Regions from separate parts of the Mus musculus genome. Here region 2 is linked to region 1. The links are chromatin loops, found by intact Hi-C in ENCODE. Cell type or tissue: left cerebral cortex. All regions are shown on one strand.

Evidence for each region. Hi-C counts contacts between places; a loop is a spot of excess contacts. Peaks named below come from ENCODE experiments on the same cell type or tissue, not always from the same donor. Only the 100,000 strongest peaks of a DNase experiment are listed, where the experiment ranks them.
Region 2: it touches region 1 in a loop (2.2-fold over the local background); 2 of 42 quality-filtered maps call a loop at or near these places.

Annotation. Positions count from the first base shown.
Region 1 is chr8:124,717,604-124,725,603 of GRCm38, forward strand. It overlaps Ttc13 (tetratricopeptide repeat domain 13), which reads right to left and starts at 4,369. Exons shown (of 23, transcript NM_001373939.1): 1 at 4,134-4,369. The coding sequence starts at 4,359. Arv1 (ARV1 homolog, fatty acid homeostasis modulator) reads left to right here and starts at 4,563. Exons shown (of 6, transcript NM_001368372.1): 1 at 4,563-4,739; 2 at 7,653-7,772. The coding sequence starts at 4,581. In left cerebral cortex, CTCF peaks have their summits at 2,734 and 4,545; DNase peaks (open chromatin) are centred at 2,720, 3,796, 4,471 and 4,780; H3K4me3 peaks cover 2,242 bases; H3K27ac peaks cover 856 bases.
Region 2 is chr8:124,790,756-124,798,755 of GRCm38, forward strand. Trim67 (tripartite motif-containing 67) reads left to right here and starts at 2,264. Exons shown (of 10, transcript NM_198632.2): 1 at 2,264-4,150. The coding sequence starts at 3,146. Gm46059 (a long non-coding RNA gene) reads right to left here and starts at 1,632. Exons shown (of 3, transcript XR_001778718.2): 1 at 549-1,632; 2 at 1-386. In left cerebral cortex, CTCF peaks have their summits at 2,681 and 3,843; DNase peaks (open chromatin) are centred at 1,667, 2,195, 2,649, 3,378 and 1 more place; H3K4me3 peaks cover 2,821 bases; H3K27ac peaks cover 303 bases.

The sequences.
Region 1 (8,000 bases):
GGTGTGGCGGCACACACCCGTGATCTCAGCATTTCAGGAAGCAGAGACAGAAGGATCAGATGCTGAGAGGCATAGCCTGGCGTGTGGAGAGCTAGAGGCAGAAGGATCAGACGCTGAGAGGCATAGCCTTGCCTGTGGAGAGCTAGAGACCAGTGTGGGATACACATAGCCTGGCGTGTGGAGAGCTAGAGACCAGTGTGGGATACACATAGCCTGGCGTGTGGAGAGCTAGAGACCAGTGTGGGATACACATAGCCTGGCGTGTGGAGAGCTAGAGGCAGAAGGATCAGACGCTGAGAGGCATAGCCTGGCTTGTGGAGAGCTAGAGACCAGTGTGGAATACACATAGCCTGGCGTGTGGAGAGCTAGAGACCAGTGTGGGATACACATAGCCTGGCGTGTGGAGAGCTAGAGGCAGAAGGATCAGACGCTGAGAGGCATAGCCTGGCGTGTGGAGAGCTAGAGACCAGTGTGGGATACACATAGCCTGGCGTGTGGAGAGCTAGATGCAGAAGGATCAGACGCTGAGAGGCATAGCCTTGCCTGTGGAGAGCTAGAGACCAGTCCGGGATACACATAGCCTGGCGTGTGGAGAGCTAGAGACCAGTCCGGGATACACATAGCCTGACGTGTGGAGAGCTAGAGACCAGTCCGGGATACACATAGCCTGGCGTGTGGAGAGCTAGAGACCAGTCCGGGATACACATAGCCTGGCGTGTGGAGAGCTAGAGACCAGTCCGGGATACACATAGCCTGGCGTGTGGAGAGCTAGAGACCAGTGTGGGATACACATAGCCTGGCGTGTGGAGAGCTAGAGACCAGTCTGGGATACACGACAGAACACCTCAAAAGGAAAAGAAGTTCATCGCTCCTCTCACTGCAGAGGAGGAGAAACCAAAGGCGTGTTGGAAGTTACCAGAAACGCGTGTGATTGATTACTAAGATGTAGCTTCAGACATCTGTAAAGAACCAGGCGGCGTTCTGCTTGAATGACACACCATGTAGGTTTGTAGAAAGAGCAGAAAACCTGAATTCTTTAGTCAGAGCTCCTCTCCAGAGCTCCTCTGTCAGTACAGCCAGTCTTCGCTCACTGCCTTGCACAACATCGGCAACGTGGGACTCCACCCTTCCCCCCCCAAACACTCCTCTAGTCAGGTGTCCCGGGTCTGCTCACCCTACACCAAACTCAGCTCCCTGTAAGAGACTCAGTCAGGTGATTAAGGTGCAGCACACTCATCCATGCCTGGTACACACACAGCTTTCCTGTGGCTACACAGTCCAAACCACTAGGATCAGTGACACATTTTAATACACATGTAAAGTCTGAAATCCTAAGTGTTATTTAAAAATACAAGTTTTGGGGCTGGTGGCTTAGTGGTTAAGAGCACCGGCTGCTCTTCCAGAGGTCCTGAGTTTAATCCCCAGCGACCACATGGTGGCTCAGTACTATCTATAAAAGGGAATCTGATGGCCTCTTTTGGCATACAGGTGTACTTGCAGAGCACTCGTTAAAAGAATAAATAAAATTAATTAAAAATAAACAAATAAGCAAAACTACTTATTTCAAACCTGTGGTAGTGGTTTAGTTCCAGCACTCAGGAGGCAGAGGCAGGTGGATCTCTGAGTTCGAGGCCAGCCTGGTCTACAAAGTGAGTTCCAGGACAGCCAGGGCTACACAGAGAAACCCTGTTTCGAAAAACCAAAAACCAAAACAAAACAAAACAACAAATATAACTTTCAATAAGTTTAAGATGTAGGACTTATTATATTAATGCTTACTGAAATTATGCCGATATGCAAAAAAAACCTACTGAGACTATAGCCCAAAATCAAATTAATCCCAAACCTGGATTCTTCCGAGGGAAAGCTTGCTTAGCTTTTGACTTCAGTTTCCTCCTGGGAAAATGGTAATGAACACTAACTAGCTCAGTGTTGACAAAAGGCACAGAGCGTTTCATATTGTGTAATGGGACTGGGGAAGAGAATTGGGGAAAGACTCCGCTCGGTATTTCCTCCCACACTTACAAATTAAAAATAGGGCCACAGGAATAAGAAAAAAAAAACAAATTTTTATTTTGAAAATAAGTTTCTCAGGTTTTGAGGCACATGCCTTTATTCTCAGCACTCAAGAGACTGAGGCAGGAGGACTGTCACCAACTCAAGGGCACCCTGAGCTACATAGTGAGTTCCAGCCTAGGCCAAAATAAAGCAAAAGAAAGAAACAAACAAAGAAGAGAAACGAAAAGAAAAAGAAAAAGAAAAAGAAAAAGAAAAAGAAAAAGAGGAAAGCAAGAACAAATAATATAGCAGGTAGTTTCTTCTCCTAAAAGAGTAGGATTATTCTCTCAGGTCTGAAGCAGGCCCAGGGGTTAAGACCCAAGTTTGGTTCCTAGCACTCACAATCACCTGTAACTCCAGCTTCAGGTGATCAGATGCCCGCTTTGGCCTCTGCGGGCCTCTATGGCCACCTGCACACACCTACCGCCCTCCACAAAGACAAAACTATAAGTAAATCATATTTAAAAAAAAACAAAACAAAACAAAAACAAAAACAAAAAAACCTTCTCATGGGAAAATAGGATCGAAAACATTGCAGAGACACATAGCATCCTTGCAGGTTGGCCAGGTTCACTTTACCCGGGACCAGCAGGGCCAGCCATTGCTGACGGACACCTCCAGCCTGATCCACTTGCTCTCACTGGAACCATTTTCTCCTCCACCATAGGGGGTGCTGCAGTGTGAGACTGAGCCTGAGCAAGTAAGCTGCACACTGAGACCCAAGCAGGCATCTACCCCTCAGCAACTGGCACCTGAGAATAACGCTGCAGCTCTTTGCCCCAAGTCTAGAGTCTGGCTTGACGTGGGCAGGTAAGAAAGTGACCACGGTATTCCAAAGGTGCCCTCGTGGTGAGGTCAGACCTGTCTGATTTGTGAGACCTGAGAGGTTCTGGATATCTAGAGCAGACCATTGTGTTGGTGGTATGGGGGCTGTAAATACTGATGAGAATAGCCCCTCGGCTATGACACGCTTACTTGCCTGTCCTGAATTTGTCCCCACAGTCTAGGACAGGTGCCTGAGGTAAGCGTCACAGAGTCCAACTTCCATGTAATCGTCCAGGATTGGGACAAACAGAAGAGAGGCATTTCCTACTAAGAGCCTTTGGTGGTTAAGACAAAATCTGTCTGTAAAGTTGAGCATGGAAGCTCACACTTGTAAGCCCAACTTGGAGGGTTTGTAGAGAAGGATCGTGGTAAATGCAAGTTCAAGGCCAGCCTGGGCTCAGAGAGACCCTTTCTCAAAAACAAAACCTCATAGTCAAGTAAACGGAGTCTCCTATTTACAGACAAGTTCACAGACAGGTAACCCCCTGCCCTGAATCAGGAGGTGACATTAACAATGGTCATTCGATTCACTAAGGAATGCTGGCCACATCAGCTGCAACAGTGTTGGGAGGCAAAGCCAAGACACAAAATAAGTCCAAAAGCCATTCCAAGAAGTCAGATGGTGCTCAAAGGAAGTCAGATTGCACTAATCTTGAGACTGCATCTCAGCTAAGAAACTAGGTAGTGTTTGGGTAGGCATATGGTGCTGAACATTGGTGGGATGTTTTAAAAGGCATTATCAGCCAGCTGCTACTAGGTATAGAAGACCCAGACCTTCCCCACGGCAAGTCGGAGGGACACCCACTGAGGGGAAGGGAGAGTGGAGAGGGTACTGATGGGTAAAAACGCCCACTGTACAACTCAAAACAGAAAGAGCATGTGCATTTTGCCCAGAGCCTGACCAATGAATGAGCCTGAGCAGCTGGAATGCACGCAGGAATCAGGCCTGAAGCTCTCTCTCTACCGTTGGGGGTACATCTGAGGAGCACGGGTCAGTGCTCATGTCACCCCGCAAATCCAACCTGCTTGCACCTCTCAAGATTGGATTCCTGAGGTGGGGATCGGGCAAATCACCTACCGGAGCAAGCAGAAAGAAGTCTGACTTCCTGGCCCGTGCACGCCAGCAGGCACCCTCCAGGCAGGTCCTTATCCCCGCCGCCCACCTGAGCCCATCCCCGGTGCCCCCACTTCCCAGATGCTTCCACGCTGGGCAGGGGCGGCCCAGGGAGAGGGCGGCTCGGCCCACTCACCGCACTCCGGGTACTGGTCCGCCCAGTCCCCCGACTGCGGACAGCCGCCGCCCGCCGGGGCCTCCTGCTGCTGCCGGTGCTGAAGCTCCTGCTTCAGCAAGGACAGCGGAGAGTAGTGCTCGGTGGCCCGCGCGCAGGCCAGCGCCCCCAGCAGCAGGAGCAGCGGCCGCACCACCGCAGCACCCAAGCTGCCCGAGCAGCCGCAGCCGCAGCCGGCAGGTGCCATCTTCCCGCACGGCGCAGGCGCGGCCCTGCTCTGCCCGCCGCGGGCAGGTGGGCGCGGCGCGCAGCCGCAGTACCCGCTGGGAGTTGTAGTCCTCGCCCTGTTAGCCTCAAGCACTCATTCAGCGCTTGGACTACAAGTCCCAGTAAGCCCTTGGGTGCCCCTCCCAAGGCCAGTCCAGGCGTCTTCCGCCAGCGGCCGGAAGCAGGAGCCCTAGAGTGGCCATGGGGACCGGCGGGCGTAGGGGGACGCGGTCCGGGAAAGGCACGGAAGGCGCAGCGGCGACTTCTTCCTCTTGCCTGTATCGTTGTATCGAGTGCAACCGAGAGGCTCAGGAGCTGTACCGGGACTACAGCCACGGCGTGCTCAAGATAACCATCTGCGTGAGCGCGCCGGGGGGCGGGGCGCGGCTAGGAAGGCGGATCCGAACTTGCTGTGGTCCGGGGCGAGGCCTGGGAGCTTGAGCACGTGGGGGAGGAGTGGTCCTTGTGATGGTGTGAAAGAGAAAGCAAGGATGTGCTTGAAGACTGCCTAGGCCATAGATGTTCTAAGACTTGTGGCACCCAGGAGTGGTGGCGCATTTCTATGACTCCAGCACTCCACTCGCATGCCAGGCAGGAGGAGAATCACGAGTTGGACTCCAGCCTCGATTGCCGCGAGAGAGAGAGAGAGAGAGAGAGAGAGAGAGTGTGTGTCTCAAGCGAATAAACGAGTGATGGAGAGAGATGTGATTCACTAAGGAAATAGGAATTGTAGCAGGAAGCGTGTCATTCTCTTGTTGATCCTGAGGAGATGGAAGCAGTATTTGAGGTCTGGTACTGTAGAGAGTTCTTAGAAGAAAACTGTGTCTTATCGGGGTACTTGTCAATTTAATAGTAAATAATACAACAATTTAACCGAAATGGAAAGCATTTACCACGGCCGGGGATGTTGCTCGCCATGTAGGGCAGCCTTAGATTCCGGCTCCAGCACCACGCCTGTAATCCCTGCAATTGGGAGATGGAGGCAGGAGGTCCAGAACAGAAAGAGAGGGAGGGAGAGAATGAATGTCTCTCTGTGTGTTTCCTCTTTATACTCTTAAGTGAAGGCAGGAGGAAGCAGTGGAGAGAGTTCTGGTGGGAAAGGACTCACTGATTCATCAGGTCCACTGATGGAGGAAGTCAGCGTGCTCCCTATGTGAGGATGGATGGACACAGGGTAGTAGAAGGAGGTTCTTTGGGTAGAGGTCACTGCCTCTCATTGTAACAGTCTTCAGATGGCAAGATGGCATGCTGTCTTAGCCTTCTAAACTGTCAGGTCCCTGAGGTTAGAGGATTGTGAGTGGCTCCAGGTGATTAGCTTCTTGGAGCCCATGAAGTTCTGGGGAAGGAGAGCTCTTGTCCTGTCGCATCTACAGCACGAACATCTGGCTGATAAGTGATACCGAAGGAATAGGAGGAGTTTTGTGTTTCCTGATGCTGGTCTTTCCCCTCCTGCTTCCAAATTTGTCTGCCTCCTTGTCCTGACATTTGGGATACTGTCCAGAAGTGGGATTTAGCTAGCTTTTAAAAGACAGAGAGGGACTTGCCATTTTAACAGTTTCTCTTGGCACTAATGGTGCATCTCTGGGCTTGGGGGAAGAGATATAACCTCCACATCTGTGCAGAAAAAGGGGATCTGGGAAGAGCCTCCGTCCTGGGCTCGACATCTAAGAGTGCTTGCTCTTAACTCACAGGTAATTGAAAAAATGTTAGCCTCTATGCCTCCATTTTGACAGAGAGATTGACTTTTTTTTTTTTTTTTTTAAGTTTTTCGAGATAGGGTTTCTCTGTGTAGCCCTGGCTGTCCTGGAACTCACTCTGTAGACCAGGCTGGCCTTGAACTCAGAAATCCGCCTGCCTCTGCCTCCCAAGTGCTGGGATTAAAGGCGTGTGCCACCACTGCCCAGCTAGAGATTGACATTTGAGAGGGTAGCACAACTACCAGTTCACTGGTAACTGGAGAGGCGTGGTGTTCCTCACAGTGGTGTCTTCCCGGGGACAGGAGTCTGCTTTGTTATGTTGTACAGGGTTACAATTCTCCGATGCACTTGACTTTTTCTAGGTTTGGTGTGACTAAAAGGTGATCCTGGTCTGCCTGTGATTTCTGTTCCTGTCGGCCTTTCAGTGTTCACTTGGAATGGAAGCCACTCTTTTTTTTTTTTTTCCAGTGAATGGTAGCATTGGTGCAACTTTGAAACTAATACTGTTCCCATGTCCATGTCCACGGGTTGTCTAATAACCTGTGATTTGATGTGATTTAACCCAGTTCTAATTCTTCCCCTCACGGTAGAGGAGTCTGAGAGGAAGTCATTTGGAAGCTGAGGGAGTCTTGATTTGGGTGACGTAGGCCCAGGCTGCACAACCCAAGCCTGTGCACACAGTGTAGCAGCACGCTGCTGTGTCTGTGGTAGCAGAGGGAGAACATTTTATTCCAAGCTCTTGATCTCATTGGAGAAAAGGCCGGGCTTAGGTTGCTAACACTGCACCCTGATCTTTGCCCTCCTGGAGTTCTCAGAAGCTAGGACAGGAACTTTGTTGAACACTTACCTCCAGATCCACAGCCACAGTCTACACCACAGCCTGTCAGCCGAAGTGTGTTAGAGAGATTAACTTTTAAGAAATGGTAAAAATGAAATTGGAATTGAAAGTAATGCCTTACAGGGCTGGTGAGATGGCTCAGTGGTTAAGAGCGCCGACTGCTCTTCCAAAGGTCCCGAGTTCAAATCTTAGCAACCACATGGTGGCTCACAACCATCTGTAACGAAATCTGATGCCCTCTTCTGGAGTATCTGAGGACAGCTACAGTGTACTTACATTAAATAAATAAATAAATAAATAAATAAATAAAAGAAAGTAATGCCTTCTGAAACACTTTTGTGCCTGGGGTGAGTCTTTAAGTCAAGTTCCTGTCTGAGTTCTGCCTTGTGTGATTTGAGGCAGGGTCTCCTTATTCAACCCCTGCTGGCTCGGCATCTTACATGCCTACCTCTGTGTCTTACATGCTGGGGTTACAGTTACGTGTTACAACATCTGGCTCTCTTTGTAGGTTCTTGAGTATAAATGTAAAATATTGGTATTTCTAGCTAGAAGCTTATATTTAGTATTCATGAAACCACTTCTTGCATGGGTGAATGTTTTTGATCTGAGGATTTTAAATAGCTGCCTAGACACCTTGTTGTTGGGAAAGTCCAAAGCAATCTTTAATTTTTAACTCCTTTGAAATTTCAGAATGTGTTCATTTGTTTGCTCTAATGTTATTTTGTATTTTTTCCCCAGAAATCCTGCCAGAAACCAGTAGACAAATACATCGAATACGACCCTGTTATTATCTTGATTAATGCCATTTTATGCAAAACTCAGGCCTACAGGCATATTCTTTTCAACACTAAAATAAATGTAAGTTATGGTATTTTAAATGTTTAAAACTATGTGTGAGTGTGTTGAAGGAGGAAGGTGTGTTCCCTGTTGCAGGTGCTTGTGACAGCTGGAGCTAGTCACAGGCAGCTGTGTGCCTCCTCTCATGGGTTCTGGGGGCACAGCTCCTGTCTTCTGTAAAAAGCAATATGTCCTCATAACTGCCAAGCCTTCTTTCCAACCTTGGCTTTAAATTTCCTTAATGTTACC
Region 2 (8,000 bases), 73 kb after region 1:
GGCTGAAGGACAGGAAGCCTCCCTCCACGGGGCAGAGCCCAGGTCCCAGCCTTCCACACAGCTGAGCTGACTTGAGCTACAGAGCCATGGGGACTGAGGATGTGGCAAGATGCCCGAGTGTTCTGTTTTGAAGGAAAGCAAAAGAGGAAGTTTGCTTGTTTCTTTGTGGCTTGTCATGGTTGGTTTGTTTGCTTGTGGAGTTAGGGTCCCACTCTGTGGCCCAGGCTGTCTTCTCATCACCACTTTCCAAGTCCTCAGATTTCACGTGTCTGTTGCTTACTATAGGCCAAGCTAGGAGTGGTTTCACAGTATGTCTTGCATGTGCAGAGACACACACGCTTGGCTAAAAGTGCCACCCTGTCCAAGCCTAAGTAGGCTACCCAGGTCTGAAAAAGACAAAGAGAAACAGGAGTCACTTACTGTGCTTACTATAAAATCATGAGGTTTTTAAGAGATATGAATTCCAGTTGGTCCCAGGGCAGACTGAGCTGGGTAGCTGGGTTCAGCAGAAAGGATTTATTTATTTATTTATTTATTTACTTACTTACTTATTGATACAGGGTTTCTCTGTATACCCTGGTTCTCCTGGAACTCGCTCTGTAGACCAGGCTGGCCTCTAACTCAGAGATTCACCTGCCTCTGACTCCTGAGTGCTTGGATTAAAGGCGTGCACCACCACCTTCCAGCTTCTTGAAGAGCTTTCAATAACCCAAGTTGTGACTCTCCTAGACCTTAGGATCAATAGTGACTTTCTGAAGAATTTCTTTTTTTCAGTGTATTGCTGGCAGGACCAGGTGACTGAAGCTTCATCTACAGAGAGTGGATTAGGACAGTTGCCGCCTCCATACCCACCCCCACCCCCACCGTGCAGCACTGCTTCCTGAAGCAGGGCTAATTGGGATGTCCGGTTTAGCAGGAGCCTACCCTTAAACATGGAGCCAGACTTCTGTAAGCCATTCAGCTGAACTGAGATGCATAGAAAGTAGTCCAGAGCATTTACTGTAACAATTTGGCACGGACACATATATATATTGTTATAGTATTTTCCAGACTGGACAGGTGGAAGCAAGCTGCAGGACCCCGGAAGTCCTGTAAAGATATGGGCTTCACTGGGGTGCTTTGCAATGGCTTTCCTGGTGACCTCCCTTCCACCAGAGGTTCTATCCCTTAGGCACAGAGCCAGGCCAAGGCAGCTGCCTCATTAGTCTGTGGCTTCATTTCTCTCCTCCTGCTATCTTTCCAAATGCTGACAGTGGCTGGGGCCCTGCATTCCTTCAGCAGGAGTCTGCGCCACGGTTGCTGTTTTTTTTTTTTTGTTTGTTTCAGTTCAGCAGAGTCTTACTATGTAACACCCAGACTAGCTTGGAAATTACTATGTAGCCCAAGCTGGCCTTGAACTCATAGCAATCCTTCTGCCTAGGCCTCCCAAGTGCTAGAATTACAAGCACGAGCCAGCACGCTGACTGACACATCCTTTCTAAATCGACAATTTCCTTGTCTGTTCCAAGCCAGCTTGAATCGCACAGGAAGAGAGGGCCGCGTGGTGCGCATTTCGCTCCACGCGCTCTTCCCTTCCAGGGCTCGCCCTTAGCTCTATGCCCAGCGCGTACTTCCTTTCTCTGGGCAGCCGGCACTACCCAGCGCAGAACAGCGGGCAGACGGCAGCCAGGCGCGCGGGCGGCGACGTTGCAGGAAGCTCCCATTCATAAAGAGAACACCTGCTCGCTGCCTCCCGCCTCTCCGCACTCGCGAGCAGCCTGGGGAGGTTGTATTTGGCAACCTTCACCGTGTCCTCGCCAAGTCCTCCGGCCCTCATCTTCCACGACTAGCCCCAGTAGAACCAAGGAGACAAAAAAAAAAAAAAAAAAAGGCTTGTAAAAAGATGCATAAATCAAACCTCGCCCTTTGGCGCGAGGCTGTCCGACATTTTGTGCCTTGAAAGCTTTTTGCGGGGAGGAAATAGATTTAGGAACCGACTGTCGCGCTGTGTTGCGAGGCCTTTTTCAAGCGACTGGCCTTTTAGGGACCGCTGTTTACGCTTTCATGGTGGCGAGGAGTGGGCAGGGCGGGAGCTGGCCAGGGTTGCTCTGGCAAGCTGGGCGGGGCGCCGTGCTAATTCACCGTGCAGTCTCCATCCGTAACGGAGCAGTTCTCCACAATGATCCTCCCCACGAAGCCCTCCGACCCGCCCCTGACTGCCAGCCGCGAGAGGCGAGCCCTCATTCGCTGAGCTGACGCCTGGCTCCCCGCCCCCCGCCCCGTTACTCTCGCTCTGGAAATTACAACTCCTGGGCGCGCGGCACGGCGGGCGGGCGGGCGCGGGAGGCGGTGGGGCCGGGAGGGGGATTCCCGAGCCAGCGGGTGCTCGCCCCCCACCCGCCGCTGCAGCGTGGCGCGGCCAAGGTCAGGGGCGCTGCAGGAACCGGAGCCGGCGAGGCCAGCCTGGGACGCTGCTCAATACCGGCCTACGAGGAGGCAGCTCAGAGAGCAGCGGCCCGAGCAGCGGTACGGCGACGGTCTCCGGGCCGGGGGATGCCGAGGTGGCCGCGGCTGCACAGCAGCCTGGCGGAGGATGCGCGCGGGAGGGGGGACGGGCGCGGACTCCGGGCCCATCCTCTCGCGGGCGCTGTCCGCCGTCTGGTGGTGCTGAACCAGCCCTGGCCCCGCCACTCGGGCACTGGCCAAGAGCTGGGTAGGGGCGGGGCGCTCGCAGAAAGAAGACTCGGGGCAGCGGCGCTGCGGAGTCGGGCTCAGTAGCCTTGCTGGCTCACAGCAGCGGGTCACTGGTCCTTCGTGGAGTGGAGGCACGAGGTACCCCGGACGGCGCTACTGCTGCCTATTCAACACCTGGACAACCTCGGAGGCCACCGCGAGGGCTCCCCGCCACCTTCAGACGGCTGCCTCCGGTGAGGGAGCCTCGCCTTCAGGAGGTGAGGACCCCTCCTTTCTCTGGCGGCCAAGCGTCTTAGGGCGGTGGCCTGAGGACAGAGAGGGGGCGTGCCACCCTCGGGTGAAGACAGCATGCCCGTGAAATACCCCCGCCTCCTGACTCAAGAGCGCTGACATCGCCAGCCCAGCTGCGCTTGTCTTCGGAGCCTTGACCATTCTTGGCTGGTCCCGAGCGGCTCTGGCCGCGGGCGCGGCGATGGAGGAGGAGCTGAAGTGCCCAGTGTGCGGATCCCTGTTCCGGGAACCCATCATCCTGCCCTGCTCTCACAATGTCTGCTTGCCGTGCGCCCGCACTATCGCGGTTCAGACCCCGGACGGCGAGCAGCACCTGCCCCCGCCGCTCCTTCTTTCGCGAGGTGCCGCCGCCGCCGCAACCCCTCCGGATCAGGACGCAGCCGCCGGCGCGACCAGCGGAGGCGCGGGAGCTAACACAGCCGGAGGCCTAGGCGGCGGGGCGACCGGTGGCGGAGACCACGCGGACAAGCTGAGCTTGTACAGCGAGACTGACAGCGGCTATGGCTCCTACACCCCCAGCCTCAAGTCCCCCAATGGAGTCCGCGTGCTGCCCATGGTGCCTGCGCCCCCGGGCTCTTCGGCCGCCGCGGCCCGAGGCGCCGCCTGCTCCTCGCTCTGCTCGTCCTCCAGCTCCATCACCTGCCCGCAGTGCCACCGCAGCGCCTCCTTGGATCACCGCGGCCTGCGAGGCTTCCAGCGCAACCGGCTACTGGAGGGCATTGTGCAGCGGTACCAGCAGGGCCGTGGGGTTGTTCCGGGGGCGGCTGCAGCCCCGGCGGTGGCCATCTGCCAGCTGTGCGACCGCACCCCACCGGAGCCGGCAGCCACTCTCTGCGAGCAATGCGACGTGCTCTATTGCGCCACCTGCCAGCTCAAGTGCCACCCGTCCCGGGGCCCCTTCGCTAAGCATCGGCTAGTTCAGCCACCGCCGCCGCCCACACCCCCAGAGGCTACCCCTGCTGTTACAGGCACTTCCACTGCCTCCAGCGCAGGAGGATGCAGGAGCCCAGGGGGTGCCGGGGCCAGCGCGCCGCGAAAGTTCCCCACATGTCCCGAGCACGAGATGGAGAACTACAGCATGTACTGCGTGAGCTGTCGGAGCCCTGTGTGCTACATGTGCCTGGAGGAAGGCAGGCACAGCAAGCACGAGGTGAAGCCGCTGGGGGCAACGTGGAAGCAGCACAAGGTGAGCGTCGGCTGTGCGGAACGCCAGCCAGGGTGGAAGAAAAGAGATTCTCTGAACCCCTTCTTGGTGGGCTTGAGGGCCAAACAGGAATCACTCCATCCATCCATCCATCCATCCATCCATCCAATCCATTCGTCCGTCCGTCCGTCCACACACACACACACACACACACACACACATCCGTCCTTCCATCTACCCACATGTTCATCATTCCATCGATCTATGTATGCATGCATCCATCTATCCATACACTGGGCATGGGTATCCACCCATGCTTCCATCCAATCCTTCGTGCATTCATTCACCTATGTATGCATACATCTGTCTATCATGGATCTATATGAATGCATGCATGCATGCATCCATCCATACATACATACATCCATTCAAGGATCCCAGCAGTCACTATCTGACCAAGACTCAGTGGACCACGTGCTCTGCACTGGGTATCAGATTGGTAGGTTATGAAAACGACTTGTTAAGTTTCCTTTCTGAGGCAAAGGGTTCCCGAAGCACAGAAGCAGGGCTCTCACCCAAAGTCTAAGGCACACTGTCAGAGCTCCCTCCCCCCTTGTAAGTGAGAGACAGGTTTAAGAGTGAAACTGTTACCCGCTGGCCATAGGAACCCACCTGAAGTCTTCCTTAAATCCATTGCCAAGGCCGGGAGAGAGCACCCCTGCTCAAGAACCCTAGAGCCTTGTCCTTCTTCCACCGTAGACTCCATCAGCTTTGCCTCACTGAACAGATAAAGCTTTCCCCTTTTCAACTTCCAGAGAACTGTCTCCTCTTTCACTTAGTCCCCAGCTAGTTCTATGCCCAGAATTCCTCTAAACCTGTAGAGAAAGGCAGTGTCTCTTGGGCTATGGAAGAGATTGGGGACGTCAGGGGGTGTCCTTCCAGGAAAAAAGTGTGATTTTTCTCCAGAGCACTTCTCTTGCCTCAGGCTCTGCTACTGGAGCTGTGGAAGAGATGCAGACCAAAGAGATCAAGCACATCTGCCTACAGCCTACCCTCCTGGGCACTGGCCTCGGGTAGTGCTACTGTTAGCTACTTAGACCTGGTACTTTGCTCTTTGCTCTCTTCTTCTTCTTGAGCTGTGACAGTCTGCCTGGGCCCTTCACCAGCCTACAAGACAAGGTCAGGGCAGTTCCTCATCTGACATTCTATCCGGCACCCTTGTGCGACAGGCCTTGATGTCTCCTTAGACGAGCAGGTTAGAGTCACTTGTTCATGGTGCATTTCACACACCCCTCCTTCAGAAACCCACCCTGGAAGGTGTAAGAGGTGCCAAGACTGTCCAACAAGAACTATTGCCTGCAGTTACACAGAGTAGAGCCGCAGGAAAATAAGGCAGCTTGCTAAGTGCGTGCAAACAGCCCAGAGCAGCCAGATAGAGATGTGGCTTTCCTGTGTTTTCTTTATAGACTTTCATCTCCTACAATAAACATATGTTGCTATGATAATTTAATATTTAGGGAAGTTTTTGTGTGTGTGGTTTTTTTAAGATCCTCTTTTACTTACGGTATGGTTCAGGCTGGCATGGAACTCACTACCACCCTCCTTCTCAGCCTCTTGAGTGCTGAGGTTACAGATGTGAGCCGTAACACACGGCTACATTGTTTTAAATGAAAAGTATAGGGGGAAAAAAAGTAACTAGAGAACTCTTTGCAACTCTATGTTGGAGAAGGAAACCTGTTCAATGTCCTAGTGTGGGGACTCTCAGCAGGGATAATGTGCCTTACACCCAGCTTCTCCGGGCACTCTGAAAGGTCTGGCAACACTAGTGATCCTACAGTACAATTGAGAATCCATCTCCCTGCCATGAACTGCACCCCTGCAGAGAAACTCTTCTGTGGGGTCCCACAGCCTTGGTTCCATACCTCAGCCTTGCATGTTACTAGCTGTGTGTGCTTAAGCTACTTTGAAAACTTTGAACCCACCGTAAGTAACATTGAACTTGGACTCTTGTGGGAAGGGGTAAGTATCATCCTCTGCATAATCCCCTGTGTGGGACTCAAGCCATTAGGTGTTATTTACTGTTTTATGGTATTTATGCTTAACCCATGGATTTGTGGAAGGCTACGGGGGCGGTGGGGGCAGCACCCTGTTCTTTCAAGCCTCGTTGGCTTGGAGAAAGTAGCAGCTGGTGACTGTCAATATATTTTTCTGAATTTATTTCAGTTTAATTGGTATGCTTTTATAAGCTTACAGCTGTTGTTCTGTGTGTGTGTGTGTGTACACGTCTGTGTGCCATGATGCGAGTGTGTTGGCATGAGAACAACTTTTAGGAGTTGGTTCTCTCCTGCCACCTGGGTTCCTTGGATGGAGCTTAGTTAGGTCGTCAAGCTCGGCGGCAGAGAAGCTTTACTCACCGAGCCATTTGCCAGCATGCCGGCCTTCATGTGCTTCTTTTTGATTTTTGTTTCATTTGTTTTATTGAATGTACGTGTGTGTGTGTTGTCCATGCATGTGCACATATGTATAGGTACACACCTCTGCATGCACTTGTAGAGGGCAAACGTTGATGCCCAGTGCTCGCCTCCCTAGAACTCCACCTCACATTCTGAGACAAGGTCTTTTACTGAATCTGGGGTTCACGGATGGGCCAAGATGGCTGGTCAGTGAGTCCCTGGGATCCTCCTGTCTCTGCCTGCCTAGCACTGGGATCCCAGACATGTAGTGACCTCGTGCAGAGCCTATAAAGGTTCTGGGGATTTTGCCTGGGTAGCAGTTACTTTACCTACTGAACCATCTCCTTAGCTCTTTGGGGTATTGTGTATACGTTAACGACTGAGAATATTTGTCCCAAATTACAGCCCCACACACCACATTCTGTTGCATATTGCATGGTAGTCAGTGCAGTTTGACTTGTTGTTTCATCTCTTAAGTGAGTAGACATAATTATATAAATTGAAAAAATCTGGGATGGAGAGATGGTTCAGCTGTTTAGAACACCTGTTGCTCTTGCAGAGGACCCAGAGATGGCTCAGTGGGTGCGACTGCGTTGCTCTTGCAGAGGACCCAGAGATGGCTCAGTGGGTGCGACTGCGTTGTTCTTGCAGAGGATCAGAGTTAGGTTCCCAGCACCCATATCAGTGTCCAGCTCCTGGGAATCCAGAGCCCTCTTCTGGCTTTCTCGGTCACTAGCACTCACACACATATCCACATGCACCTGCCTGTGAGACACACATGCACCAATTAAAAAAAAAAATAAAAAGGAAGTTCAGGCTTGAAATCTCCCATTCAGCTTCTATGAGCTGTTGTGGTTTCATAGACTAGAGGGCCAAGACTAATTTGGGGCCCTGTTACCCAAACATTTATAGTGTTAAAGATTGCAAACCAGAGAGCAGAGGTGAGAAGTTGAATTCATGAGAGAGAGGAACGTCTTGCATACAAAAAAAAATAAGTTTGATAATGGGCTAAGTTGTCAGGGTCCAAGGTCATGCAGGGAAAAATCAGCAGTCATCCCTGGCTTGGTGGCAACAGCAGTTTAATAAATGCCTCTCTTGTCAACCTCAATGGCTCTGCTTGGTAATGAGACCACCAGAGAAACACACGGATCTCTGCCCTGCACCGTGGGCAGTGTCACCTGTGGGAATACAACTGTGCAGATCTTGAGTTTGAATCTTGTATCTAGTGCTCCAGCCTCTGGTAGCTAGGATATCCTCCTAGATCCAGAAGAGACAATGAGAGACAGAGACAGAGAGGCAGACAGAGACAGAGAGGTAGACAGACACAGATCGAGCAGGTTCTCCTTTCCAGCTTCAAGGGAAACTCGAGTGCGAAGCATCTCACTGGTGGAGCAAGAGTGGCTGGAAAGATGGCTCAGTGGTCAAAGTGCTTGCCTGGA